Linked DNA regions of Homo sapiens: regions 1, 2 and 4 are each linked to region 3. A link is an interaction called in ENCODE POLR2A ChIA-PET data of the cell type or tissue named here. Cell type or tissue: GM12878. All regions are shown on one strand. Links, peaks and the distances in the headings refer to the core of each region. The heading gives the core; the rest is flanking DNA.

Region 1 (7,763 bases), core at 1,749-6,748, 200 kb after region 3:
TCCAATTCCTTTTTGCCACTTGGGAGTTGGGCGCACGCAAACGGGGTTCCCTCCTGCATATTTATTTTCAGCTGTAAAATATAAACAGATGGAACTAGATAAGTGCTAATAATACAATCTCTATTCCTTAAACAACTTAATTCCTTCTTTAACATCAAATTCTCAAAGGTATTAAATAATCTTTATTTAAGATATACAACTTAAAGAATTAGAAAATGTGACACAATAAAGCTGTATTCCACCAATAAACTCAGTGTGATGGTTATCTTAGCAATAACAGTAGTAACAGAATTTTTACAACTGAAAAATATTTTTATATTTTGTCCACAAGCAGAGCTATTCAAATACTCTTGCCGGGTCCAGTGGCTCACGCCTGTAATCCCAGCACTTTGGGAGGCTGAGGAGGGTGGATCACAAGGTCAGGAGTTCGAGACCAACCTGGACAACATGGTGAAACCCCCGTCTCTACTAAAAATACAAAAATTAGCTGGGTGTGGCGGCACGTGCCTGTATTCCCAGCTACTTGGGAGGCTGAGGCAGGAGAATCACTTGAACCAGCGAGTCGGAGGTTGCAGTGAGCCAAGATTGCGCCGCCACTGCACACTCCAGTCTGGCAACAGAGCGAGACTCTGTCTCAAAAAAAAAAAAAAAAAAATATATATATATATATATATATATATATATATATATATATATATATATATTCTTGTATGTACTGACATACTGAAGTTTGACACACTTTTTCCTAACATAAGATAGGACCATGTAGTATAAAGTGCCAACATTTTACTTACTAAGGTCATTTAGTTAAAGCACATATAAGAGGCAATGTGAAAGTCTCCACAAAAGTAGATTCCATTTTTCAAAGCACCTGGCTCCTTTTCAGTTCATAAGAGAAGTCCAATTCCTGGTGTTTTTTTTTTTTTTTTTTTTTTTTTTCAAAGTCTAGCTCTGTCACCCAGGCTGGAGTGCAGTGGCGCAATCTTGGCTTACTGTAACCTCTGCCTCCCGGATTCAAGTGATTCTCCTGCCTCAGCCTCCCGAGTAGCAGGGATTACAGGCGCCCGCCACCACGCCCAGCTAATTTTTGTTTTGTTTTTGTTTTTTTGGGGGGGAGACAGAGTCTCACTCTGTCACCCAGGCTGCAGTGCAGTGGCACGATCTTGGCTCACTGCAAGCTCCGCCTCCCGGGTTCATGCCATTCTCCTGCCTCAGCCTCCCGAGCAGTTGGGACTACAGGCGCCCGCCACCACACCTGGCTAATTTTTTGTACTTTTAGTAGAGACAGGGTTTCACCATGCTAGGATGGTCTCGATCTCCTGACCTCATGATCCGCCCGCCTTGGCCTCCCAAAGTGCTGGGATTACAAGTGTGAGCCACCCTGCCCGGCCAATTCCTGGTTATTTTTCAACAGTAATATAAGGAGAAATTGAGGGAAAATTCTTGCCTTTTTATAAAGTAATGACCAGGAACAAATTATTCAGTTACTGCAAATCTTTTGCTTTAAGCTAAAACATTTGCTTTAACAACTCTAGTTGTTAAAGAATGCTTACAAAAGTTGTTTCCATATAGACTCTGAAGTTATATTGTTTCTACTTATTTATTTACATTTATAAAAATAGCAATGGGGTTTTGCCACGTTGTCCAGGCTGGTCTCAAACTCCTGGCTGAGGCAACCGTCCCGCCTTCGCCTCCAAAAGAAGGAATGGCATATAAAAGATAGTGATCTTTTGGTTCACAGTTTTCCCAAAGGAACCTTACAGGAATGCTTTTACTACTAGAAAACATACAGCAGCAGCTGGGCGCAGTGGCTCACGCCTGTAATCCCAGCACTTTGTGAGGCCGAGGCAGTTGGATCATGAGGTCAGGCATTTGAGAACAGCCTGGCCAACATGGTGAAACCCTGCCTCCACTAAAGATACAAAATTTAGCCAGGCATGGTGGCGCATGCCTGTAATCCCAGCTACTTAGGAGGCTGAGGCAGAAGAATTGCTTGAACCCGGGAGGCGGAGGTTGCAGTGAGCCGAGTTCATGCCACTGCACTCCAGCCTGGGTGACAGAGCGAGACTGTGTCTCAGAAAAAAAAAAAAATATAGCAGCAACAGGTTCAAACCCAACTCCACTGATTTAGTTGTGTGACCTTTATCAAGTTATATAACCAGATATTAAATTTCCTTATCTTTAAAATAAGGATATTACCCATTTCATACATCCAATTATTCGGATTAAAAATAGAGATTTTTAAAATGCCTTAAAGGATGCATTTATTCAACATATATTCAGTAAGGGCCTATTTAGTTGGCTCTGGTGATTCAACAGTGGACCAGACGATGAGATGCGGCTCTAATGAAATTTCATCAGGCCAGGCGTGGTGGCTCACGTCTGTAATCCCAGCACTTTGGTAGGCTGAGGCGGGAGGATTGCTTCAGCCCAGGAGTTCGAGACCAGCCTGGGCAATGTGATGAAACCCCATCTCTACAAAAAACACAAAAATTAGGCGGGCGTGTGGTGGCATGCGCCTACAGTCCCAGCTACTTGGGAAGAGCCTGAAGTGGGAGGATCATTTGAACCCTGGGGTCAAATCTGCAGTAAGCTGTGATTGCACCACTGCACTCAAGCCTGGGCAACAGAGTGAGACCCTGTCTCAAAAAAAAAAAAGAAAAAAGAAAAGAAAAAGAAACTTAGTCTAGTGGTACAGGGTATAAGTTACTCTAAAAAAATTCATCAACTTCTATTTCCTTTTATCTGAAGAGATAGAAATAGTAAATGTTTTCTAATGAAATGTTTATAATAGGGAGAAATTTGAATTGACTTTAAAACCCATGAAGTCCTAAACAGTGTTCACCTTTATGTTCTTAATTAAATCTTGTAGCGTTAATCTCCCTGTCTGCCAAATTTCCTACTGAAAGGAATGAGGCACCAGATGGCAGGGCATTTTCTCATCTACTCCACGCACAGAAGGAGCAGCGTGAAGCTATTTCCTTTGCCGGGTTTCACTCCTACTCTCCCAAAGACAGTATTAGGAGCTGCAAAGTTGGAGAAAACCCACAGACATCATACTCAAACAAACAAACAAACAAAAAAGAGTAAGGAAGAAAGGAAAAACAAGCAAACAAAAACAAAAACATTTTTATTAAAGTTTAGTAGACATTGCAATGAGCACTCAGCACTGTTAACGATTGTTCAAACCCTTAATCTACTAAGGGGGCTTTTAAATAGCCTCTAACAATATTTAAATAGCCTCTGTTATTATTAAGAAAAATAATAGCTGGGCGTGGTGGATCACGTCTGTGTTCCCATCACTTTGGGAAGCTGAGGCAGGCAGATCATGAGGTCAGGAGTTTGAGATCAGTCTGGCCAACATAGTGAAACCCCATCTCTACTAAAAATACAAAAAAATTAGCTGGGTGTGGTGGCGTGCACCTGTAATCCCAGCTACTCAGGAGGCAGAGGCAGGAGAATCGTGTGAACCCGAGAGGCGGAGGTTGCAGTGAACCAAGATCACACCGTTGCACTGCAGCCTGGGCAACAGTGCAAGACTCTGTCTCAAAAAAAGAAAGAGAAAGAAAAAGGAAAATACTAAACCAAAAAACAAAAATTGATAGGCTGGCTGTGGTGGCTCATGCCTGTAATCCCAGTAGGAGGATTGTTTGAGCCCAGGAGTTTGAGACCAGCTTAGGCAACATAGTGAGACCCCCATCTCTACAAAAAATAGAAAAAAAAGCCCGGCGTGGTGGCATGTACCTGTAGCCCCAGCTACTTTGGAGGCTGAGGTGGGAGGATTGCTTAAGCCCCATAAGTGGAGGATGTAGTGACCAGTGATTGCACCACTGCACTCCAACCTGAGCAACAAAGAGAGGCCCTGTCTAAAAAAAGAAAAGAAAAGAAAAATAGGCTTGAAGATAAGGTGTGTCGGTCCTTAACTCCAAGGCTTGAAATTCCCTTCCATGAGACCTCCCCCCCACCTCTACCCTAGCCGGCCAAAAGGCCCAGCCTCTCTTATTATATCACAGGGCAAGGAAGAAATTCGGGCGTGAGTACCTCAAGAAAAAGAAATTCATGGCAAGCCAGGGGCTTGCAGGTGCCAGGACTGATCCCCTAACTTTAGGAGGGCTCTTCTTACCTTTCCTCGATGAAACTGATGTCGAATTAGTGGCAGAGGTGGAAGAACCAAGCACCTTTCTGGGGGCTCGAGCAGCCACCACTGTGAAGAGAGGCAAAAAAGGGTGTTCAGAAGGGGCAGGAGGGTTCCGACACCGAGTCCTGGACCCCAGCAGCTTGGAGAGGAGAGCCTGGCGATCCAGAACAGCAGGATAACCTTACCCTGCCCCTGCGACTTCCTCTTCTAGGTAAAGGGGCCAGGCGGCTACTCCCTGGCTAGCTAGATGAGTTTGGCGCACAGGGCCCAGGGGGACCTCTGGCGTCTGTCGCCCGTGGCCAGGCTGCCGGGAGGACCCCCCCGCCCTCCAGTACCACACTCGATCGCCTCACCTTTTCTGTAAGTGCCTGGAACACTGTCTGCTTTAGTCCGCACCATGTTCAAACAAGAAGAGAGGAGAGGAGAGAACGAACTGACTTCCCAGCCGAGGGTGTTTCACTGGACAAGGACCCGAAAACTATCCCGCCACAGTTTATATTGGTCTCTTTCCCGCGCGCTCCAAGGTCTCTCCCGAGCCACCGCTCCCATTGGTTCCGCGCCGTTCCCCCTGAACCAATTGCCAATGCCCAGTGGTGACAGCGGCGAGGCTTCTTGCAGCGCGAATCCGTCCATCAACACGCAAAGGCCTAGGATTCGTAGGCGCCCCAGGTGGGCGGTACCAGGACTCTCCAGGGGTACCCGACTAGTGGGTGCTAAGTTTCTGAACTACAGAAATGAGCCTGCTTAGAAAAGAAAACCTAGCAAAGACAGCGAATTACAAACGATCTTCAAAAGTTACTATAGCTTTAAGTCCATAATGATTGACTCCTGGAGGTGAAACCTGAAATTAAGCGGACTTTTTGATGCAAATCAAAATTAAAAGAACTTGAGAACTTTCCTTTAGTCCCCCAGGCATGAACTCTTTGTACAGCATCCATACTAAAACAATTCTATGGAATGGGGAAAAGGAAGCTAATACAACTTGTTTACAAGGGTTTTTTTAAATGTCTTTAGGATGATGTGAGACTAAACAAAAACTAGGGGGATTGTATATACATACACACATAAAAAGAAACTAATAAAACGTCTTCTTGAGAACCGAATGGTGTCAGAGCTCCTAAATAATCTGCCAAATCTGCCAGGAGCGGGGACTCATGGCTGTAATCCCAGCACTTTGAGAGGCCGAGGCGGGCAGATCGCTTGACCCCAGGAGGTCGAGACCAGCCTGACCAACACGGTGAAACCCGTCTCTACAAAAAATATACAAAAATTAGCCGGGTGCAGTGGCATGTTCCTGTAATCCCAACTACTCGGGAGGCTGAGGTGGGAGGATGGCTTGAGTTCAGGAGACGGGAGATTGCTTGTGCCTAGGAGGGAGAGGTTGCAGTGAGCCATAATCACACCATGCACTCCAGCCTGGGCGACAGAGCGAGATCCTGTCTCAAAAAAAAAAAAGAAAGAAAGAAAGAAAAGAAAAGAAAGAAAGAAAAGAAAAGAAAAAAGAAAAGAAAGGCAAGGCAAGGCAAGGAAATGAAATGAAACGAAACGAAACGAAAAGACCCTGCCAAATGTGGTAAGACCACATCGCTGTCACACAGTGAGCATAACTCTAGGATAAAGGGTCATAATTTTTTTCTATCTTTATGCTTACCTTCTAATTACTCACAACACCCCTGGGGAGTGATTTTCACTCTCTAAATACCATACATAAAACAGAATCGGTCAGGCATGGTGGCTCACACCTGTAATCCTAGCACTTTGGGAGGCCGAGGCAGGCAGATTGCCTGAGCTCAGGAGTTCGAGACCAGCGTGGGCAACATGGTGAAACCCAGTCTCTACTAAAATAAAAATAAAAATAAAAAATAAAAAATTAGCTGGGAGTGGCGGCATGTGCCTGTAGTCCCAGCTACTCTGGAGGCTGAGGCAGGAGAATTCCTTGAACCCGGGAGGCGGAGGTTGCAGTGAGCCGAGATCACGCTACTGCACTCCAGCCTGGGCGACAGGGCGAGTCTCCGTCTCTAAAAACAACAACAAAAAACAGGATCAGATGAACTTGCTTTGGGATGTATTCTGTTAAATGCTCACTTGAAAGGCTACTCTAGAAGTGTAAACACAGCATTAATTCTCTCCAATGAATTGCTCGAACTTAGAATTAGGCTACTCAGTACTTTAACAGAATCAACAACTGCACTCTGTAACACAGATTTAAGGAATCTAGGCAACAGGTTAAATTAACACAATAATAGAAAATGTATTGGCAATTACCTGTAGTTTTGTCTTAACCTTGGTATCTAAGGTTACAGCCAAATCAACCGGAAAAATCCACAAGACCCAGGGCATTCCTTTGTTTTTTGTCCTCATGGCCCATCTCATTGCACAGTGGTTTTTTTGTGTGTGTGTTTTTTTTTTTTTGAGATGGAGTCTCACTTCTTCGCCCAGGTTGGAATGCAGTGGCGTGTTCTCGGCTCACTGCAATCTCCGCCTCCCGGGTTCAAGCAATTCTCCTGCCTCAGCCTCCCACGTAGCTGGGATTACAGACACGTGCCAAAACACTCGGCTAATTTTTGTATTTTCAGTAGAGACAGGGTTTCACCATGTTGGCCAGGCTGGTCTCAAACTCCTGACCTCAAGTGATCTGCCTGCCTCAGCCTCCCAAAGTGCTGGGATTACAAGTGTAAGCCACCACACCTGGCCAGCACAGTGGTTCTTAAATGCCATTATTTCCTTTCCAGTTTAAGTGGCTTCTACATAGGTCTGAATTACTTAATTTGAACTTATATTCCAGATTCCTGCAGAAAGAATAAGATAGTCTTTTCTCCTTGCCCACCTGCCAAGCAAGTTGCCAGAAAGAGTATCAAATATATATTTCCACCCGGGGCAGTCTACATATTACTATAGTTGTGTGTTTGTTTTTGTTTGCATGTTTGTCATTTTAACACCAACGATGATAATGAAGAATGCATGCTAGAGAAAAAAAAAAAGTGCTGATGCCTAGTAAAAGTTCTTCATTGAAATGTTTGCTTTGCAGAAGCAATTAAACACAATTTTTATAATGAAATAAAACACAGAGAGTGGTGTGGAGTGAACCTGAAAATTTCAAAGGCCTAGGGCATTAAGAAAAGTTACAGTATGTATCAATACAATTTCTGCCTAAATTTATTTATTTTATTTATTAATTTTGAGACAGAGTCTCACTCTGTCATCCAGGCTGGAATGCAGTGGCACGATCTCAGCTCAATGCAACCTCTGTCTCCCGGTTCAAGCAATTCTCATGCCTCAGCCGCCCATGTAGCTGGGATTACAGGTATGTGCCACCACATCCAGCTAACTTTTGTATTTTCAGTAGAGACAGGGTTTTACCATGCTGGCCAGGCTGGTCTTGAACTCCTGACCTCAGGTGATCTGCCTGCCTCGGCCTCCCAAAGTGCTGGGATTACAGGTGTGAGCCACTGCAACTGGCCTGCCTACATTTATACCAAAGAAAATCTTGGCCGGCGCAGTGGCTCATGCTTATAATCCCAGCAATTTGGGAGGCAGAGGCAGGTAGATCAACTGAGGTCAGGAGTTCGAGACCAGCCTGGCCAAAATGGTGAAACCCCATCTCTACAAAAATACAAAAACTAGC
Region 2 (7,763 bases), core at 1,598-6,597, 83 kb after region 3:
GTGAATAAAACCAATTATTGCCCAAACCTACTTTTGGAGAATTCATCTACTGCTTGTAAGGAGATGATTCTCAAAGCTGTTTTGACTGTTTACCAGAACAACAGACTTATATCTTTAACTATTTACAGGAAACAGATCTTCAGCTAGACAACACTTACACATCTCAAAGTTCTTCCTGCAATAACGGTTTTTCCTTTAAACTTTCCTATTTCTACAAATGTAATCAATATTCCCAGACGTTTAGACTAAGAACTTGGAATGATGATGAGGGCCAGAGCAACAACATTCACTTACTGAACCTGTAATATATGCTGGATACTCAGCTCCTCTCACCTCCCCATCCTCACTAATCCTTGGAAGCCTTAACTTTAATTCCTCCTGAGTGCTTAGTACATATCATGTAGTTCAGCCACTGCACTGAACTTCGCATCTCTTCTTACACGTTTGCCTTCTTATCCAGCTAGAGTGTAAATATCTTGAGGATAGGGATTTTAAGTTTTCTCAATACCCTATGGTGCTTAAGACCATGTTCAGCACATATAAAACACTCAAAATCTCGACTGATTAAAAGTTATTGGTACTGTACGTACAGCATAACTATTTTTAAAATATACCAGTAAATGTTATATTTCTGTAATACATAGCGGAATATATGTGCGTGAAAAAGAATATAAAAGGAATATAAAATAGTTTTACTATTTTAGTATTTTCTGATTTTTATATAATGCATTGTTTTTATAAATAAAAAAACAAGCTGGGTGTGGTGTAATCCCAACACTTTGGGAGGCTGAGGCAGGTGGATCACTTGAGGTCAGGAGTTCAAGACCAGCCTGGCCAACATGGTGAAACCCTGTCTCTACTAAAAATACAAAAATTAGCCGGGGGTGGTGGTGAATACTTGTAATCTCAGCTACTTGGGAGGCTGAGGTGGGAAAATCGCTTGAACCCAGGAGGTGTAGGCTACAGTAAGCCAAGATTACACCACTGTACTCCAGCCTGGGCAACAGAGTGAGACTCCATCTCATAAATAAACAAACAAACAAAAAAAGCTGCTTACAATACAAATTCTCATTTACAAACCTCTAGACAACAGAAGGCCCTCTGCAATATAACTACATCATTAAACTTTTCATACTGCCATCAGATTGCGAGTACCTTTACGTGTCAAAGAGTACACTAATTTAGGAATAATTTTTGTCTGCAAGTAAGATAAAAAGAAGACTAACAGGTTGGTTTCTTAGGTCAAACACCTCAGAAACCATAAGATGAATAACTTCTTTTTTAGGGGAGCACAAGTCAAAAATAGGCATTTCTCTCATATATATAGTGTTTGCATTAACCTTCTAAAGGTTACTTTATGTTTCTTATTAATGTTCCCACCAAAGCCATTTTAAAATATATTTCATGAAATTATAAAAAGGATAGTAATAAGTAAGAGAGGAACAGATGAGGCAGTAACAAACAGCCAATTCCCAGGCCGATTAAAACTTTAATTTGGCCCAGGACTTCTTGCACACCAGATGTGACTCTGCGCAAAGATTTTTCAGGACAGCTCTTCCTGAAATGAAATGAGCATTGTTACTGTGACTTAAAACTAGTTTTAGGGCCAGGTGCAGTGGCTCATGCCTGTAATCCCAGCACTTTGGGAGGCTGAGGTGGGTGGATCACCTGAGGTCAGGAGTTCGAGAACAGCCTGGCCAACATGGTGAAACTCTGTCTCTACTAAAAATACAAAAATTAGTTGGGGGTAGTGGTGGGCACCTGTAATCCCAGCTACTCAGCAGACTGAGGCAACAGAATCACTTGAACCTGGGAGGCAGAGGTTGTGGTGAGCTGAGATCATGCCATTGCACTCCAGCATGGGAGAGAGGAACAAAACTCTGTCTCAAAAACAACAACAACAAAAAACAAAACAAAACCAACTAATTTTAGCACAGGCTTAACCCTAAGAACTTAATTACAGCTCACACTTGTAATCCCAGCACTTGGGGAGGGCGAGGCAGGTGGCTCAAGAGGTCAGGAGTTGGAGACCAGTCTGACCAACATGGTGAAACCCTGTCTCTACTAAAAATACAAAAATTAGGCAGGCGTGGTAGTGTGCACCTGTAATCCCAGCTACTCAGGAGGCTGAGGCAGGAGAATCGCTTGACCTGGGAGGCAGAGGTTGCAGTGAGCCGAGATCGCACCATTGCACTCCAGCCTGGGCAACAGAGCAAGACTCCGTCTCAAAAAAAAAAAAAAAAAAGCCATTAATACCATTTTTCCCTGTTCCTACTTCCTGTATAATTGCAGAACATCAATGCTATCTTAAAGTTTAAAATGAAAGGTTTTATGACCTGATAAGATCTGTGATTTTGCATGAGCATTGTGAGGTAGTACAAGATTAACTAGAAAAATAAGAGAACAGAAGTAGGGAAAAGCATGTGAATATTTAATGCCCATCTACACAGATACCAGACATCTAAGATGAGCAACCTCAGTTCTCACCCTTCATAGACTGTATTCTAGCTCCTCACACAAGGTCTTGTATGTGGTGGCTCAAAAGTGTGTCAAATAAATCACATGATATAGTGAGTGTTAAAACAGAAATACAAATGAGTCAGTAGAAGAGCTTGGATACGGAGGGTAGTGAATTTGGGCACAAGCAGCACTTGAAGTGAGTCCTGACGGATGAACAGAGGAGAGAATAAAAGGCATTTTCTATTTTTAAAAAATACTAATTTGAACAATGATATGGATAAATGATAGAAAATGCACAGGATGTGATATACTGTGGGTAGACCCATATAATCGGAGCACATAGTGTGTGGGAAGAAACAGAAGAAAAGCCATAAACATCCACTAAGCTAAGGACAGGTTATGAATAATATCCAATGCCAGGTCCCCACTCTGAGGTATGTACCTGTGGGTACTTGGAAGTGTGCCAAGGCCTTTGTGCACTAAGCTACAGGACAAGTAAGATACACTTTTCTTGGATCCTAATTTTCATTTGAAGATTTGGATAAAGTCTTTTTATTTACATAAAAACAAACCTACTATATTATAGAAATTGTGCATAGATTTCTTTTGAAGAAAAAGATGCAGTCAGGCGCAATGGCTCACGCCTGTAATCCCAGCACTTTGGGAGACCAAGGTGGGTGGATCACCTGAGGTCAGGAATTCGAGACCAGCCTGACCAACATGGAGAAACCCCCGTCTCTACTAAAAATACAAAATTAGCCAGGTGTGGTGGTGCATGCCTGTAATCTCACCTAATTGGGAGGCTGAGACAGGAGAATAGCTTGAACCCAGGAGGCAGAGGTTGCAGTGAGCGGAGATCACACGACTGCACTCCAGCCTGGGCAACAAGAGCAAAACGCCATCTCAAAAAAAAAAAAAAAAAAAAGCAAGAGTTCAAAGAAATCCTGGGCACTTACATATTTGTTTCTTCCACAAGAAGTCTTGAGGAGTCTCATCATTCAGTGTGCAACCTTTTTCTTTTTTCTTTTTTTTGAGACAGAGTCTCGCTCTGTTGCCCATGCTGGAGCGCAGTGGCATGATCTCAGCTCATTGCAACCTTTGCCTCCATGGTTCAAGCGATTCTCCTGCCTCAGCCTCTGGAGCGGCTAGGATTACAGGTGCGCGCCAACATGACCAACTAGTTTTTGTATCTTTAGTAGAGACGGGGTTTCGCCATGTTGGCCAGGATGGGCTCGATCTCTTGACTTCATGATCCGCCTGCCTTGGCCTCCCAAAGTGCTGGGATTACAGGTTTGAGCCACCGCTCCCAGGCTCAGTGTGCAACCTTTTCCTTATTTTTCCTGCATTTAGCTGGGCAGCCGCTTTTCACAGTGCAGTTGACTTTCAACTAAATTTTCCATTTTTAGCCCCTTCTGCATCCCACCTTTGTGAAGTTCCTAGTGTCTCCAATTCCTAAGCCTATCTGGTATATTTTATAGCATTAACCGGCCTGCCCCTTCAGGCACTCAGCCTTGTCTGGAGTGCTAAGTCAGTTACCACCTAACCATCTGTGTTTCAGCTTCCAAAATTTTGTTAACATTTCTCAGTCTGTTTTCACTTTCTCTTCCATTTTTTTGGTTCCTTGTGGTTTTATGCCTTTTTGTTTACCAAAAAAAAAAAAAAAAAAAAAAAAAGCCCTTTTCTAAATATACTTTCTAGTCTTAAGACTAAGCCAGCACCCAATTTCATAAACTTCTACCTATAATTATTTATGCATATATTTTTTACTTCCACTCGGCAGTAAATTTCCAGAGGACAGTAACGTTTAATTCATCTTTTTATCCCTAGAAACAAACATAGTATCTGACATTCAGTAGGTAAGAGATGCTAAAGTGAACAACTTGACTTGATATATGTAGAAAGTTCTTGTGAGAAAGTTCTTGGGTGATAAAAAAGAAAGGCTAGTTTAGAATAAGATTATAGATAATCCTAAATGCAAATATAGGAGTTTTAACTTCATTCTTCGGTTTGCTGTGAACGAAGGGGAAAAGCAAATGGTGAAAGTTGTATTTTTACAATATTAATCTGACAACTATATGAGAACAAATGTTTAAAAATCTGAAGAAATGGAATAGTTCCTGGAAACATACATACAACCTACCAAGATTGAGTCAGAAGAAATAGAAAACCTGAAGAGAATAACAAGTAATAAGATGGAAGCAATGATAAAGACTCCCCCAGCAAAGAAAAAGCCCAGGACCTGATGGCTTCACTGCTGAATTCTATCCAACATTGAAAGAAAAAATATAAATTCTTTTCAAACTATTTCAAAAAACCAAAGAGGAGGGGAATAATACTTCTAAACTTATTCTGAGTCCAGCATTACACTGATACCAAAACCAGGCCAGGATAAAACAAAATAAAACTACAGGCCAATATCCCTGATGAAAACAGAGGCACAAATCGTCAACAAAATACTAACAAACTAAATCCAACAACACACTAAAAGATGATTCACCATGATCACATGGGATGTATCCCGGGGATGTTAAGGATGCTTGAATATATGCATATCAATACACGTGACACGTCACATGAACAGAATGAAAGACAAAAACCATATGATCATCTCAACAGACACAGAAAAGACATTTGATAAAATTCAACATCCCTTCATGATAAAAACTCTCAATAAATTAGGCATAAAAGGAACACATTTCAACATAATAAAGGCCATATATGACAAACTCACAGCTAATATCAGACTGAATGGGGAAAAATTAAAAGCTTTTCCTCAAAAGACTAGAACAAGACAAGGATGCCCACTTTCACCAATTTTATACAACATAGTATTCAAAGCCCTATCCAGACCAATGAGGCAAAAGAAAGGGCATCCAAATAGGAAAGGAGGAAATCAAACTGTTCCTGTTTGCAGACCACATAATCATATATATAGAAAATCCCAAAGACTCCACCAAAAAACTATTAGAATAAATGAATTCAGTAAAGTTACAGGATACAAAATTAACATACAAAAATTAGTAGCATTTCTAATGCCAAAAACAAACCAGTGGAAAAAGAAATTGAGAATATAATCGGAGCACACAGTGTGTGGGAGGAAATATGGTTTGGCTGTGTCCCCACCCAAATCTCATCTTGAATCATAGCTCCCATAAGTCCCATGTATAGTGGGAGAGACCCAGAGGGAGGTAACTGAATCATGGGGTGGGTTTTTCACATGCTGTTCTCATGATAGTGAATAAGTCTCACAAGATCTGATGGTTTTATAAAGGGGAGTTCCCTTGCACATGCTCTCTTTGCCTGCTGCCATGTAAGATGTGACTTTGCTCCTCCTTTGCTTTCTGCCATGATTGTGAGGCCTCCCAGCTATGTGGAACTATGAATCAATTAAACCTCTTTCCTTTATAAATTAGCCAGTCTTGGGTATGTCTTTATTACTGGCATGAGAACAGACTAATACAGAAGACAATCCCATTTACAATAGCTTTAAAAAAAAAAAAAAACCTAGGAATAAATTCAACCAAAGGGGTGAATGATCTCTACAAGGGAAACTATAAAATACCAACAAAAGAAACTGAAGAACACACACACCAAAAATGAAATATATCCATTGGAAGAAAATTGGCCAGTCACAGTGGCTTATGCCTATTACTGCCAGCACTTTAGCAGGAGGCCAAGGCAGGAGGATCATTTCAGGCCAGGAGTTTGAGAGCAGCTAAGCAACATATGAGACACTGCATCTGCAAAAAAAAATTTTTAATTAGCCAGGTGTAGGGGTAAGTGCCTATAATCCTAGCTAGTAGGTAGACTGAGATGGGAAGAATGTTTGAGTCTAGGATCTTTGAGATCATGTCACTACACTCCAGCCGAGGTGACAAAACAAGACCTTGTCTCTTTTTTTTTTTTGGAGACAGAGTCTCGCTCTGTTGCCAGGCTGCAGTGCAGCGACACGATCTCGGCTCAATGCAAACTCTGCCTACCGGGTTCAAGCAATTCTCCTGCCTCAGCCTCCTGAGTAGCTGGGACTATAGGCATGAGGACCACACCCTGCTAATTTTTGAATTTTTAGTAGAGACAGGGTTTCACCATATTGGCCAGGATGATCTAGATCTCCTGACCTCATGATCCACTGACCTCGTGATCCACCCGCCTTGGCCTCCCAAAGTGCTGGGATTACAGGAACAAGCCACCACACCCAGCCCCTGACCTTGTCTCTTAAAAAAAATAAAAATAAAAAATCGGAAGAATATTGTTACAATGTCCATTCCACCCAAAGCGATCTACAAGATTCAATGCAATCTCTATCAAAATACCAATGACATTCAACACAGAAAGAGAAAAAAAAATCCTAAAATTCATATGGAACCACAAAAGATTCCAAATAGCCAAAATAATCTTGGGCAAAAAGAACAAAGCCAAAAGAATCACTCTACCCAATGCAAAAATCTCCTAGAAAACTATAGTAACCAAAGCAGCATGGCACTGGCATAAAAACACACAAGTGAAACAGAATAGAGAACTCAGAAATAAATCTCCACATTTACAGGTAACTGATTTTCGACAAAGATGCCAAGAATATACACTGGGGAAAACAGTCTCTTCAATAAATGGTACTAGGAAAACTGGATATTCACACATAGAAGGAAGAAAGTAGACCCTTATCTCTCACCTTATGCAAAAATCAACTCAAAATGAATTAAAGACTTAAATGTAAGACCCAAAACTATAAAACTACTAGAATAAAACACAAGGGAAATGCTTCATGACATTCTCTAGGCAAAGATGTTTTGGATGGGACCTCAAAAGCAAAGCAGGCTCATGCCTCTCATCCTAGCATTTGGGAGGCCGAGGTGGGTGGATCACTTGAGGACAGGAGTTCAAGACCAGCCTGGCCAACATGGCGAAACCCCACCTCTACTAAAAATACAAAAATTTAGCTGGGCGTGGTGGTGCACGCCTGTAATCCCAGTTACTTGGGAGGCTGAGGCAGGAGAATCACTTGAACCCAGGAGGAGGAGGTTGAAGTGAGCCAAGACTGTGCCACTGCACTCCAGCCTGGGAGACAAAGCGAGACCTTATCTCAAAAAAAAAAAAAAAAAAAGAAAAGAAAAGAAAAAGAAAAACAGCACTGGCAACAAAAGTGAAAACAGGCAAATGGGATTATATCAAATTTAAAAGTTTCTCAACAGAGTGAAGAGACAACCTAGAGGGAAAAAATATTTGCAAATTATTCATCTGACAAAGGGTTAATATCCAGACCATATAAGGAACTTGAACAACTCACTAACAAAAAACCCCAAATA
Region 3 (7,763 bases), core at 1,650-6,649:
CTGTGCAATATTAAGCTAGCCTCTCAAATATTCTGAGGGAAAAAGAAAGTCCCTAGCCTTTGTGCAAGTCCAACATGCCTGATCAAAGCAGCTAGCAGTTAGCTCTTCCTCTAGAGAGGGAGAAAAGGTTTAAGCGACACTTACTTTATCTTATTAGAAGATGAATCAGAGGAAGGAGGGTCACTGCTCTGTATTAAGGTATAACTACCAGAGAAGGACCTAAATTCTACTCTTGTTAATGCTCAGGAGAAATGAGGTTCACATTTGTTAAATTATAGCTAAAGTCTGGATAACCAAAAATTCCTGTATTCTTACTGTAACAAAAATCAACCAAAAAGCTGCCTGCCCTCACCACCCTTTAAACCATAAACAAGGACATATGTCCTGGAGCTAGAGAAAAAGGGAATTCACATGTTCGTTTTGTACACAGAACAAAACCTAAGACCCTGTTATTTCTTTCCACCTTTACACTAAACAAGCTGGGTGAGGAACCCAAAATCAAAAGCCTGAAAGTGAAGGTTTCACATGGTCTCCCCAGTACTGAGGTGTGTCTCAATATAAGCATCATCCCCTTCTACCCCACAAGCAGGCTGCATGAACAAATGGCATCACAGCTGCGTGCAATGAGGGGCTGTTTGGAACACCTCGTGCTTCTCTAGCTGTGACTTCTTCCCATGAAAATGATCAACCAGGTGGACACAGGGCTACCCTTTCCTTGCCCCCACACGCAAAGGCCAAGAAAAATAACACATGGCTGGGCCCTGACAGTTCTCTGGGCAAGATGGATTGATAGCCCATGAAATCACTAAATGCCCTAAGCCATGAGCTTCGGGATGACATCTGGTCAAATATAATTTCTCCCCTATGCTTTCTACATCTTTTAGAAGGTCCAAACCTGAAGCTGGTGGCAAAGAGGCACATTTGTCCTTTTTGCTAAATGACAAGACTTTAAACTCTCCTTACATTCTAGAGGTTAGATTATACCAATACAGAATACACCAGATTGAAATCTCTGTGTGAATGAGCCCATATCTTACACACAGAACACAAATACCACACTCACATACACAATTAGTATACACATTTACCAAAATGAGATGAGATGAATGGGTTCAAAAGATAAACCTGTATAGGGCATAACATAAAACTAAAGCCCATTTGATTACTGCATTCAAAGTATACTATTAAATCCAAAGCTAAACTTCTAGCCTTCAAAGTAATAGCCACAAAGGTGAATTGAGAATGGGGTGGGAGCTGGGAACAGGTACGGCCATCCTTCAAGCTCTGACAATGTTTGAATCAGACCACGCTTGGTACAGTGGTTCTCAACATTGGCTACATGTTAGAATGACCTGAACTTTTAAAATTCCTGATGCTCGGGCCACATTTCAATAAATTAAATCAGAATGCCTGAGGCCAGACTCAGACATTTGTATTTTCTACCATGCCCCAAATGACTCCAAAGTGCAGCCAGTTGAGAGCCCAGAGGGTGGGAGTAACATATTGTTTATTTAAGATAATGTAATTTTGTATGGAAATCGAAAAACTGTGAGTACCATTAATATCTCCAAAGTCCCTGAGAATAGGAGCATGTTTCCTTATTAAAATGGCCTTTTCCTGGCATAACCAGCATAACCCTCACCCCCTTATATATCAGTGCCTTATACAAGCTGGGAGAAGAGCTCTGAAGCTGCCTACAGTTAGCAGGGGCTCAACAAAAGACAGTCAAGTCATCCTCATTTACTTTTGATGTATTGGGTAGGAATCCTCAAGCCCTGGTTTTCCAAGCAAAAATTTTCTTTTTTTTTTTTTTTTTTGAGATGGAGTCTCGCTCTGTCGCCAGGATGGAGTGCGGTGGCACAATCTCGACTCACCACAACCCCTGCCTCCTGGGTTCAAGCGATTCTCCTGCCTCAGCCTCCTGAGTAGCTGGGACTACAGACGCATGCCACCACACCCAGCTAATTTTTATATTTTTAGTAGAGACGGGGTTTCACCATGTTGGCCAGGATGGTCTCAATCTCTTGACCTTGTGATCCTCCTGCCTCAGCTTCCCAAAGTGCTGGGATTACACGTGTGAGCCACTGCACCTGGCCAAAAACTTTTGTGTGTGTGTGTGTGACAGGGTCGCACCTATCACCCAGATTGGAGTACAGTGACATGACCATAGCTCACTGCAGCCTGAACCTTCCAAGTACCTAGGACTACAGGTGCATACCACCATGCCCAGCTAATTTTTAATTTTTTTATAGAGTTGGGGTCTCATTATGTTGCCCAGGCTGGTCTCAAACCTCTAGACTCAAGTGATCCTCCTGCCTCAGCCTCCCAAAGTGCTAAGATTACAGGCATGAAGCACCACACCTGGCTAGAAAGGACTTCTTGAAGGTAAAATGAGTTCATCAAATAGACTGGCAGGGCTGGGCACAGTGGTTCATGCCTGTAATTTCATGACTTTGGGAGACTGAGGCAGGAGGATCACTTGAGCTTGGGGAATAGAGGCTGCAGTTAGCCATGATCGTGCCACTGCACTCCAGCTTTGGCAACAGAGAGAGACCCTGTCTCAAAAAATAAATAAATAAAAAAGATGGGCAGGAGACCAGGGGAATAGGCAGGAAAGACAACAATACAAAGTACATCTGGAAGGTGGAAGAATGCAGGTCTCAGTGGCATCTCACTAACTTACATTTAGAGGTATAAGAGTGTTCTGGCTTGTATTAAGCTACCTGGGGGCTCATGAGACTACTTAGGTACAATATCACTATAAATACGTTGTCTGCTTCAGAAAACAAGACCCTGGGATATCCTGAAGGTTCTCAAAGGGCTCACAAGAAAGGTCCTCCATATCAGGGATAGCAGCAGTTACTGACTCATGGTGTCTCTATCTCTCCCTACCTGGTATCTTCTTGAAGTCTAAATCTGGATCTAAATTTGGGATGGGGAAAAAAGTGGTAGAAATGCTGCTTTTGCAGCAGAATTGGCAGTTATCTCACCTTCCACCCCAGATTTTAAGAGTTTAAACACAGACCATGCAGCGCACCAAGGGGCTGGTGGTATGGGTGGGGCAAGACATACACATGCAAGAGAAGCAGAAAAGGGTGTGGGGCAACCTCCTTACCCTCCTGAGATGAGTATGACTTCCATTCTTTTCCCACACTCTCATTCACAGATGCAGACTATAATATTTTTCTTGCCTGACTTAGTCTCTCTGAAGCCAGAATCATTTGAGAGTGAACAAAATGGCCCTGAACTCCTTGTTCCATGATTGTACATCCAGTTGCTAGCCCACAATCAGAAATCGAATGCTATTCAGCATGGCCCATGGTTTAACAGCAGATTTTTCTCTATATCCCATATAGAGCAAGAAGCTCCACAGCCCCAAGAAGCTCATGGCTACTATCCACTGTAGCCCTGATAACATGATTCTTTCGGTTCACTATGTCTTTTTCATGTGAACTAGAAAAATGTGACTGTCTTCCCCGAAATCACAGCTAAAGAAGGGCAGTAGCAGCCTTAAGGTACCATGCAAAAATTAAAACAGTTAAGGAAGAAAGCTGTGGTTACAAGCATGAGAAATCCAGTCTGAGACGAGCAGCACACAGAGAGGAAGAGACAGAAAAGATTTTTCAACCCATGACTTAAGAGCCCCCTTGAAAGATGTACGTACTTAGCTTCCTCCACTACCTCCACCTCGGCATGAGCTGTGATTGGTGCATTGGAGTGGGCTCCCGTGGGATCATCAACATTCAGCTCTCCATTGGTTGAGCTAACCACCTGAAACAGAAAGACAGAAGTGTGTGACAGGCACCATGGCAACAGAAATCTCTTGCCAGCGCCAGACAGGGTCGCTAAACAGGCAGTGTCTGGAATGTTTGTTTTCCTGGGTTAAGGGATCAATTTAGGGAAGGTTCCCAGGCCCATATCATGCGAGAACACTAATATCAATGATGTAATCATATAATGATGATAATAACTTACATACTGAGTGCCTACTCCGTGTCTGACACTCTGCTACATTGTGTGTGTAAATCTAATCCTTACAAAAATCTTATGAAATAGGTTTTTTTACAGATGGAAACACTAACAAATGACTTAACCAAGGTTTAGAGTTAATATCTGTGAATTTCCATGAGGAAAATTTGTTCTAAACACAGATTCTTTCATATTGCAAAAACACACACATTACTTTGTTAAGTTAAAAATAACTGCATGGCTGACTTCTAAAGGTAAAATCACTTGGCTCCCTTGAATGTGATGGGTGAAGTCTAGTTCTCTCAGTTTATTATGCTATAATGATATAGACTTAGTGCTGATGTTGAAAGAAAAAGTTCTAAAAAGGAAGTCAACAGTGGGTACCAGAAACTATAAATAATCACACTTTCCTTCAGAAATTTCCTCATGGCTTTGAGCACTGGTTCGAAGTTACAAATAACAAGATTGTCACATCCTCTCCGACAAGAGGGAAGATGGTAAAAAAACACTCTCCCTTGGAAAGCCAGTCTTATTTCAACGATCTTTATTTCAGGTTCACTGCCATCCCAGTTCTCACTGATGGTCCCCGAAATGTAAGTGAAGGCTCTCACTCCTGTCATCTGGTTAATGTGGACCCAATCAGGCTTCTCTTGCATGTGTAGCTGCTTCTGCCACCTGGTTTCATTTCCAGCACATTATTCCTGTTTATGTGGGTGCTGGGAAGTGGGAAAAGGGGCCTCACTGCTGGACAAAACACTCTGCTTGTTAAAGACCTTGGCTGAAACATGGGAGAGAACACAAAATAGGATAAACAATTTGGATATCATATGCCCTTGGATAAGTACTTCCATCTATTTGAGATTGTTTCTTATAGGTTGATGAGAGAATTATACAAGAAAATGTATGAGACTGTCTAGTATAATACCTAGCATAAATAAGGGAAGCAGCATAGTGTAGAAATTGCCCTAATCAGCCCTAAGTTTGAACCCCAGCTCCACCAGTTATTTGCTGTGGGTCTTTGGGCAAGATCCTCAGTCTATGCCTAAGCTTCCTAATCTCTAAAATGGGAGAACAATGCTGCTTACCTAATGGTGTTTACTGTGCAGACAACCCACAGAAAGTGCTTAGCCCAGTGGCATGAGACATGGTAACAGCTCAATAAGTGGTCATCTTACTGTTATTCTCTCTCCGTAACTGTTTATTCTTATCTGCCTCTAGCTCAGGGGTCCTCACCAGCAGTTAATCCACAAAAATTTCCTGAATAGTCATAAAGAGGAGGGTGGGAGGAAATATATAGTACACGTAGCCTTTGGGACAGATAGGGTGAATACTACTTACTAGCAAGCTATATCCGCTATTATTTCTAAACAAGAAATAATTATTGTTCTCATTAGTAACCCGTTTTTTTTTTTTTTTTTTTTTTTTTTGAGAGAGAGAGTCTTGCTCTGTTGCCCAGGCTGGAGTGCAGTGGCATGATCTCGGCTCACTGCAACCTCTACCTCCCAGGTTCAAGCGGTTCTCCTGCCTCAGTCTCCTGAGTAGCTGAGATTACAGGTATGTGCCACCACACCTGGCTGTTTGTTTGTTTTGTTTTGTTTTTAGTAGAGATGGGGTTTCACCATGTTGGCCAGGCTAGTCTCGAACTCCTGACCTCAGGTTGTCCACCTGCCTTGGCTTCCCGAAGTGCTGGGATTACAGGCACGAGCCACTGTGCCCGGCCTCCAGCTGAATCTTTATAGAAGACTTTTATTTGTTTAAACACAGGGAGACTTAAAGATTAAAACGGATTAAAAGAGACTAAGACATTGTAAAAGACTGATGAGGCATATTGCATTGGTTAATGTGAGGCATGAACCTTGATTAAATCCTGGACACTACAATATTAATTCTGGGGACAACTGGAATTAGGTGGAATGTGACATGAACTATATATTAGATATTATGAAATTAACTTTCTTAGAATGTCTTCGTTCTTAGAAGATACAGGCTGAAGTACTTTGGGATAAGATATAATGATGTCTGCAACTTACTTTCATATGGTTTAGCAAGCAAACACACACACACACTTTCACTCATAGATTTAAAGCAAATATGGCAAAATCTTAATAATTCGTTCAGCAAGGTTAAAGATATACAAGAGTTTATTGCATTTCCCTCCCGATTTCTCTGTAGAGTTGAAATTTTCAATACAAAAAGTTGAAGAAAAACCAGCAAAACCAAAAAGTTGAGGAAGGAGGGTATATGGATTGGAAAACCACAGCTCCTCACTCTAATGCTATCCTGTTAATTTCCTCAGTGCTTCATTTGCTTCTTGTGGACATATTCTGGCTGCATACCAGTGATAATACTGGTAAACTCATTCTGTGAGCACAAAGGTTACAGGAAACATAGTAAGTTTCTAGTGGACAATTCAGGAACTAGACAAGACGTTAAATAAAATGTCTTGGCTTCTACTCACACGAATGAAACATTAGTAAGCATCACCACTGAGAATTACCTGGTGACTCTGGGTCATGGGGCCTGCTCACAGCGTTTCACATGGCTTATACTTCCTAAATTCTCCTCGCTACAAATTGCCACTTGGGCCATAAGCACTGTCCTTGGGCAATCTAAGGAATAAGAGGTTATCCCCATTTTACAGACTAGACATCTTGTCTGTATCAATGAGCATGTGGTCTCAAATGAATGAGACATAAACAGAGCCTCCATTCTCTACTTTTAAACTTAATTGTACCAAAAACATACCTAAGACTTAAAGGCTACACATCTGGGCCTTCACAGCATCCGTTTAATTATTTCAGGTTGGAGGTCTGGTTTGTCAAACTACTGAACTGCAGGCAGTGGAACAAACACTGTGTAAGTGATGGAAGAGTTGGATTCTAGGCCTTGTTCTACCATTAACATCCTCTGTGAGCCCTATTTTCTAATTCCATAAGACAAGGCAAATGACCATGATCCTATCAACTTCATAAATATGAAGGGAATTAAATACAATGATGTTTAGAAAATAAATTTTAAAGAATTAAAAAGAATCTTATGAATAACAAATTACTGACATTTTAAACAATATTATCTTTATGTTTTTCTTTTTTTTTTTTTTGGAGATGGAATCTCGCTCTGTTGCCCAGGCTGCAGTGCAGTGGCGTGATCTTGGCTCACTGCAACCTCTACCTCCCGAGTTCAAGCGATTCTCCTGCCTCAGCCTCCCGAGTAGCTGGGACTACAGGTATGCACCACCACATCTGGCTAATTTTTGTATTTTTTAGTAGAAATGGGGTTTCACCATATTGGCCAGGCTGGTCTTGAACTCCTGACCCCAAGTGATCTGGCTGGTATTTTTTTTCTATTAAATTTTTAGTATAACTTTATGGCCGGGTGCAGTGGCTCACGCCTGTAATCCCAGCATTTTGGGAGGCCGAGGTGGGCGGATCACGAGGTCAGGAGATTAAGACCATCCTGACTAACACGGTGAAACTCCGTCTCTACTAAAAATACAAAAAATTAGCCGGGCATGGTGGCACACGTCTGTAGTCCCAGCTACTCGGGAGGCTGAGGCAGGAGAATGGTGTGAACCTGGGAGGCGTAGCTTGCAGTGAGCAGAGATCATGCCACTGCACTCCAGCCTGGGTGACAGAGCGAGACTTCGTCTCAAAAAATAAATAAATAAATAAATAAATTTTTAGTATAATGTCATTATAAAAGATAATAAAAAATAAGCTTCATTATAAAAAGCTTTATTTGCGGCCAGGCACGGTGGCTCGTGCCTGTAATCCTAGCACTTTGGGAGGCCGAGA
Region 4 (6,478 bases), core at 1,452-6,451, 190 kb after region 3:
CCATTGCACTCCAGCCTCGGGGACAGAGAGCCTGTCTAAAAAAAAAAAAAATTAGTTGGTCGTGGTGGCACATCCCTATAGTTTCAGCGACTCAGGAGGCCTGAGGCAGGAGGATCACTTCAAGGTTGCAGTCAGCCATGATTGATTGTGCCACTGCACTCCAGCCTGGGAAACAGAGCAGGTCTCTGTGTCAATAAAACAAAAAAAGAAGAAGAAAAAAGAAAAACCCCAAAATTGTTAGCATAGAATAGTTGTAGCTTTTGAAAAATAATTTACATTATCCCAAAGTCAGGGAGGGCCCTGTGGCTCGTGCCTCTAATCTCAGCACTTCGGGAGGCCGAGGCGGGTGGATCACCTGAGGTCAGAAGTTCGAGACCAGCCTGGCCAACATGGTGAAACACATCTCTACTAAAAATACAAAAATTAGCCGGGCATGGTAGCAGGTGCCTGTAATCCCAGCTACTTGGGAGGCTCAGCCAGGAGAATTGCTTGAACCTAGGAGGCAGAGGTTGCCGTGAGCCAAAACTGAATCATTGCACTCCAGCCTGGGCAACAAGAGCAAAACTCTGTCTCAAAAAAACCCAAAAAAAAAAACAAAAAACAAAGTCATTTTGTACCCATTATAGTTTTTTTTTTGAGACGGAGTCTCGCTCTGTCGCCAGGCTGGAGTGCAGTGGTGCGATCTCAGCTCACTGCAACCTCTGCCTCCCGGGTTCAAGCGATTCTCCTGCCTTAGCCTCCCAAGTAGCTGGGATTACAGACATACGCCACCATGCCCACCTAATTTTTTTGTATTTTTAGTAGGGACGGGGTTTCACCATGTTGGCAAGGATGGTCTTGGTCTCTTAACTTCATAATCCGCCTGCCTTGGCCTCTCAAAGTACTGGGATTACAGGCATGAGCCACCGTGCCCAGCCTCATTACACTTTTTATGGAGGAAAAGTCAATTCAAAACTTAATCAAAAACTACTTTTTTTTTTTGGTTTATTAGAGCTGACAAAGATTTGTAAGATCTACTCTAAAATTCTTGGTTTTCAAATTAGATCCAGCAATCCTTGATGGGCAGAACCAGGTAGTGAAAGAAGGAAGTGAAAATGAAGGCACTCAGATTTGGTATAAGATTATCGTTGGCCCGGCGCGGTGGCTCATGCCTGTAATCCCAGCACTTTGGGAGGCCAAGGCAGGTGGATCATCTGAGGTCAGGAGTTCGAGACCAGTCTAGCCAACATAATGAAACCCTGTCTCTACTAAAAATACAAAAACAATTAGCTGGGCATGGTGACGCGTGCCTGTAATCCCAGCTACTCAGGAGGCTGAGGCAGGAGAATCGCTTGAACCCAGGAGGTGGACTCCAGCCTGGGCAACAAGAGCAAAAACTCTGTCTCAGTAAAAAAAACAAAAACAAAATAAGATTATCATTAACTCAGTATTAGATAACAAAGATATCTTCATTGTATTTTCCTGGAAATTAAATCAAATTAACAAATGAACATTATCATAACCCAGACTTCCTTTGTGCAAGCGCCTGATTTACTTTAGGCATCATAACTCTGTTAAAGGTTTAAGTAGATAGTCTTCCTTGATTCTGACTCTTCCCCCACGCAACTGCTGGGAGTTTACCCTGCCTTTGGGAGAAAAATAAGGCCATGGGAATAACTATATTCCATAGAGAGTTTATATCATAAATCCTTCTAATAAACTCATTTATTATTTCAATAAAGGGGTAATTACAATCCTCCTAAACAATGGCAAATCTAAGAACAGGACCTAAAGAAATAATATAAACCTCTATTACCTAGGTTTATGTCACAGATTTTATAATACCATGGATTAAAGTTCTTTATGAGAATACATGTGTAATCTCTTTTCATATGGTGGGAAGGCTATAATATAGGTTTTATTCCTGTGATGATCAGTGTTATAGTCACATTTGGCTATATTGCCAAATATTTTATTTCCTTGATGTAAGTCACAGGTAATTCAAGAAGTCTGAAATATATTCTAAAGCTAGTCTTGACTATCAGCTTGTTCCTGTTGGAAAAAAGAACGAGGAAGAAAGGTGCCAGACAATGACAGAGAACTAAAAGAAATTTATTGGATCAGGAAAGCAAAACTATTAAAAAGCTTTATCCAAAATGTATCCCTCTGGGGCCAGGCATCATGGCTGAGGCCCGTAATCCCAACACTTTGGGAAGCTGAGGTGTTAGGATTGCTTGAGCCCAGGAGTTCAAGACCAGCCTAGGCAACATAGCAAGGCCTGGTCTCTACTAAAAATTTAAAATTAGCCAGGAGCAATGGCATGCATCTATAGTCCCAGCTACTCAGGAGGCTGAAGTGGGAAAATTGCTTGAGTACAAGAGGTCAAGGCTACAGCGAGCTATGATCTCACCACTGCACTCCAGCCTGAGTAACAGAGCAAAATCCTGTCTCTTTAAAAAAAAAAAAAAAAAAAAAAAAATCCTGTCTCTAAAAAAAAAAGGGTATCCCTTTGGTTGATTTTTATGGAAACCAGAAATCATGATAGTGATATAACAACAAAGCCTAAGATTTAATTGCTGCTAATCTCACAACATGGATCATAGACACTCAATTACTATTTACTAAATGAGCTTATGAACAGCACTGAATAATTTCTTTTTTTTTGAGATGGAGTCTCACTTTGTTGCCCAGGCTGAAGTGCAGTGATCTCGGCTCACTGCAACCTCTGCCTCCCAGGTTCAAGTGATTCTCCTATCTCAGCCTCCCCAGTAGCTGAGATCACATGCATGTGCCACCATACCTGGCTAATTTTTGTAATGAATAATTCTCAATATTTTATATGCTTTCATATGTCAAATACTTTGTTTTAATTACTCTTTCAGCCATCTATTTTTATCTAGTTTGTGTTCAATGAAAATCCATTCCAAACACAATGTACAATCCAAAACAGATGTAACAGATATAGAATGTACAAATAAGAAGCAAAAGGGACTGTTCAGTCACACATACCATAGGTCAAGATCTGTTGGATCTGCTTGTTCCCATGCAGGTTTCTAAAGATGGCAAATATTGCCTTAAGACTTATTAAAGCTACTATGGCCATATGGGATACAGGAACAACTAAGCATCAGTGTGTGACCATGTGAACCAAAGATTTCATGGAGTGTCCTTTTTTTTTTTTTTAATAGAAACACAATCTGGCTCTGTCACCCAGGCTGGAGTTCAGTGGCACAATCATAACTCACTGCAGCCTCGAATGCCTGGGCTCAAGCGACTCCCACCTTAACCTCCAGAGTAGTCAGGACTACAGGTGTGCGCCACCATGCCCACCTAATTTTTTTTTTTTTTTTTTTTTGTGTAGAGACCATGCCTAAGCTGGTCTCAAACTCCTGGGCTCAAGCAATCCTCCCCCTTCAGTCTCCCAAAGTGCTAGGCATGCCTGGCCTCATGGAGTACGTATTTCTTTTTTTTTTTTTCAGACGGATTATCGCTCTGTTGCCCAGGCTGGAGTGCAATGGCATGATCTCGGCTCACTGCAACCTCCGCCTCCCGAGTTCAAGTGATTCTCCTGCCTCAGCCTCTGGAGTAGCAGGGATTATGGGCACCTGCCACCAAGCCCAGCTAATTTTTGTATTTTTAGTAGAGACGGGGGTTTCGCCGTGTTGGCCAGGCTGGTCTCGAACTCCTGACCTTGGGTGATCCACCTGCCTTGGACTTTCAAAATGTTGGGATTACAGGCACAAGCCACCGCACCCAGGCTGGAGTGTCTATTTCTAAAAAGGCTTCTATACATCAAGGCAGTTGTAAAAGTTTTACTTACCAGAATCAAGTCCACTTATGCTTAGGCCCAGGCTCTATCTAAAAATATTGACTAATTATAGAAAGTGTCCCAAATGTAGCTACTCAGACTCATAAAGTTGTTTTTTTTTTTTTTTTTTTTTTTTTTTAAGTATTTACAGAAAGAGCACAAAAGCATTGTGAATTTAATGCAGACAAATTTCTGGTCTTCACTTTGCAAATACAGAACCAGATTTGTTATTTTGCTTATTTCATGTTCTTTTTTTTTTTTTTTTTTTTGAGACGGAGTCTCGCGCTGTCGCCCAGGCTGGAGTGCAGTAGCGCAATCTCGGCTCACTGCAAGCTCCGCCTCCTGAGTTCACGCTATTCTCCTGCCTCAGCCTCCCGAGTAGCTGGGACTCCAGGTGCCTGCCACCATCCCCGGCTAATTTTTTGTATTTTTAGTAGAGACAGGGTTTCACTGTATTAGCCAGGATGGTCTTGATCTCCTGACCTCGTGATCCGCCCACCTCGGCCTCCCAAAGTGCTGGGATTACAGGCGTGAGCCACTGCACTTGGCTTTTTTTTTTTTGAGACGAAGTCTCACTCTGTTGCCCAGGCTAGGCTAGAGTGCAGTAGCGCGATCTCAGCTCACTGCAACCTCTGCCTCCTGAGTTCAAGTGATTGTCCTGCTTCAGCCACCTGAGTAGCTGGGATTACAGGCACTCACCACCACGCCCAGTTAATATTTGTATTTTTAGTACAGATGGGGTTTCACCATTTTGGCCAGGTTAGTCTCAAACTCCTGACCTCAGGTGATCCGCCGGCCTAGGCCTCCCAAAGTACTGGGAGTACAGGCATGAGCCGCCGTGCCCAGCCCACCGCTTAATTTCAAGATTAATCAAATATGACTTCAAAACAGATCAATTTTTTTTGAGACAGAGTCTCGCTCTGTCACCCAGGCAGGAGTGCAGTGGCGCAATCTTGGCTCACTCCACCTCCTGGGTTCAAGTGATTCTCCTGCCTCAGCCTCCTGAGCAGCTGGCATTACAGGTGTGTGCCACCACACCCAGCTAATTTTTGTATTTTTAGTAGAGACCGAGTTTCACCATGTTCTCCAGGATGGTTTCGAACTCCTGGCCTCTAGTGATCTGCCCACCTTGGCCTCCCAAAGTGCTGGGATTACAGGCATTAGCCACCGCACCTGGCCCAGATCAACTTTTTTTAACCCACCTCCTGCACAAAAAATGGTCAATTTTTAAGTTGTAAAAATTATTCAACATGTACAAAGTCACCTCTTAATTTCAAGATTAATCAAATACGCCTTCAAAGGAAATCAACTTTTAACCCACCTCCTGCACACAAAAAAATCAGTTTTTAAGTTGTGAAAATTATTTGACATACACAAAGATAAAAAGGCACTATTTTAAAATTACTTGAAGTCAATGCACTTCTAATTTTTGGAATCCAGTTAAGTATCGTAACTAAATCTGGCATTCTTGTTGAATTGGAATGGGTGATAGGAAATGCCTACTATTTCACTTTTAAGTGTATATGCAAGAATTAGTCATGCTTGGATTTGGAGTAAATTCCAGTCTATCATTGCTCTGGCACACTTCAATTACCACATAGAAAGTAAAATGCAGGGCTGGGTGCGATGGCTCACACCTGTAATCCCAGCACTTTGGGAGGCCGAGGCGGGTGGATCACAAGGTCAGGAGATCAAGACCATCCTGGCTAACATGGTGAAACCCCGTCTCTACTAAAAATACAAAAAATTAGCCGGGCGTGGCGGCGTGCGCCTGTAGTCCCAGCTGCTGGGGAGGCTGAGGCGGGAGAATGGCATGAACCCAGGAGGCGGAGCTTGCAGTGAGCCGAGATAGCGCCACTGCACCCCAGCCTGGGCGACAGAGCGAGACTCCATCTCAAAAAAAGAAAAGAAAAGAAAAGAAAGTCAAATGCAATGGCAAATCAAATCCAAAGCCCTAAAGAGTTAAGTGCCCTTGGCCAGGCGCAGTGGCTCATGCCTGTAATCCCAGCACTTTGGGAGGCCGAGGCGGGCAGATCACAAGGTCAGGAGATCAAGACCATCCTGGCCAACATGGTGAATCCCATCTCTACTAAAAATACAAAAATTAGCTGGATGTGGTGGCACGTGCCTGTAATCCCAGTTACTCAAGAAAGGCACAAAAATCGCTTGAACCCAGGAGGCGAAGGTTGCAGTGAGCCAAGATAGCACCACTGCACGCCAGCCTGGGCAAGAGTGAGACTCCTTCTCAAAACAAACAAACAAAAGAAACAGAGTTAAGTGCCCAAGAGAAGAGTGAAAACTTAGCAATGTAAATCTAGAGCATATCAGCATTAAATTAGGATGGCTGAAACAATACATAGAATATTTATAGTAACACCTGGTAGTTTCTTCCAATGCACATATATAATAAATAGAATCATGGAAGCTTTTTCTATTACCTAATCATTTTACAGCCTTGTAGATTTAACAAACTAAAATGAAAACTGAATCTCCATTCCATAGCTTGCTAAGTAATTTTTGATGTTCTCTTTCTCCTCTGTCTTATACGTGAAACTCCAACAGATTTAATATTGGCATTTATCATCTAGTCAAATCCTTCAGATGCTCTTTAAACCAGTCCAGTTTGAGACTCTCAAGCGTTTCTCTGTTAATAAGGAGTGAAATTAGTAGATTTGATGAAGACCTGGTTTT

What was found. Peaks named below come from ENCODE experiments on the same cell type or tissue, not always from the same donor. Only the 100,000 strongest peaks of a DNase experiment are listed, where the experiment ranks them.
Region 1: POLR2A ChIA-PET joins it to region 3 with 6 read pairs; 5 of 35 experiments call an interaction of 5 or more read pairs at or near these places.
Region 2: POLR2A ChIA-PET joins it to region 3 with 9 read pairs; 3 of 35 experiments call an interaction of 5 or more read pairs at or near these places.
Region 4: POLR2A ChIA-PET joins it to region 3 with 5 read pairs; 5 of 35 experiments call an interaction of 5 or more read pairs at or near these places.

Annotation. Positions count from the first base shown.
Region 1 is chr15:64,376,835-64,384,597 of GRCh38, forward strand. It overlaps PCLAF (PCNA clamp associated factor), which reads right to left and starts at 4,607. Exons shown (of 4, transcript NM_014736.6): 1 at 4,492-4,607; 2 at 4,124-4,204; 3 at 1-71. The coding sequence starts at 4,537. RefSeq lists an enhancer at 4,268-4,778. In GM12878, for the core only: a CTCF peak has its summit at 4,429; a DNase peak (open chromatin) is centred at 4,747; H3K4me3 peaks cover 2,585 bases; H3K27ac peaks cover 1,177 bases.
Region 2 is chr15:64,259,715-64,267,477 of GRCh38, forward strand. The region is part of intron 2 of CSNK1G1 (casein kinase 1 gamma 1); the gene reads right to left. Among named protein-coding and RNA genes, the nearest start is that of CSNK1G1, 93 kb to the right of the region's middle. In GM12878, for the core only: no CTCF peak of the experiment used is centred there; a DNase peak (open chromatin) is centred at 4,035.
Region 3 is chr15:64,176,684-64,184,446 of GRCh38, forward strand. CSNK1G1 (casein kinase 1 gamma 1) reads right to left here. Exons shown (of 12, transcript NM_022048.5): 11 at 3,665-3,771. Among named protein-coding and RNA genes, the nearest start is that of PPIB, 18 kb to the left of the region's middle. In GM12878, for the core only: no CTCF peak of the experiment used is centred there; a DNase peak (open chromatin) is centred at 3,698; H3K27ac peaks cover 412 bases.
Region 4 is chr15:64,366,931-64,373,408 of GRCh38, forward strand. All of the region lies in intron 3 of PCLAF (PCNA clamp associated factor), which reads right to left. Among named protein-coding and RNA genes, the nearest start is that of PCLAF, 11 kb to the right of the region's middle. In GM12878, for the core only: no CTCF peak of the experiment used is centred there; no DNase peak of the experiment used is centred there.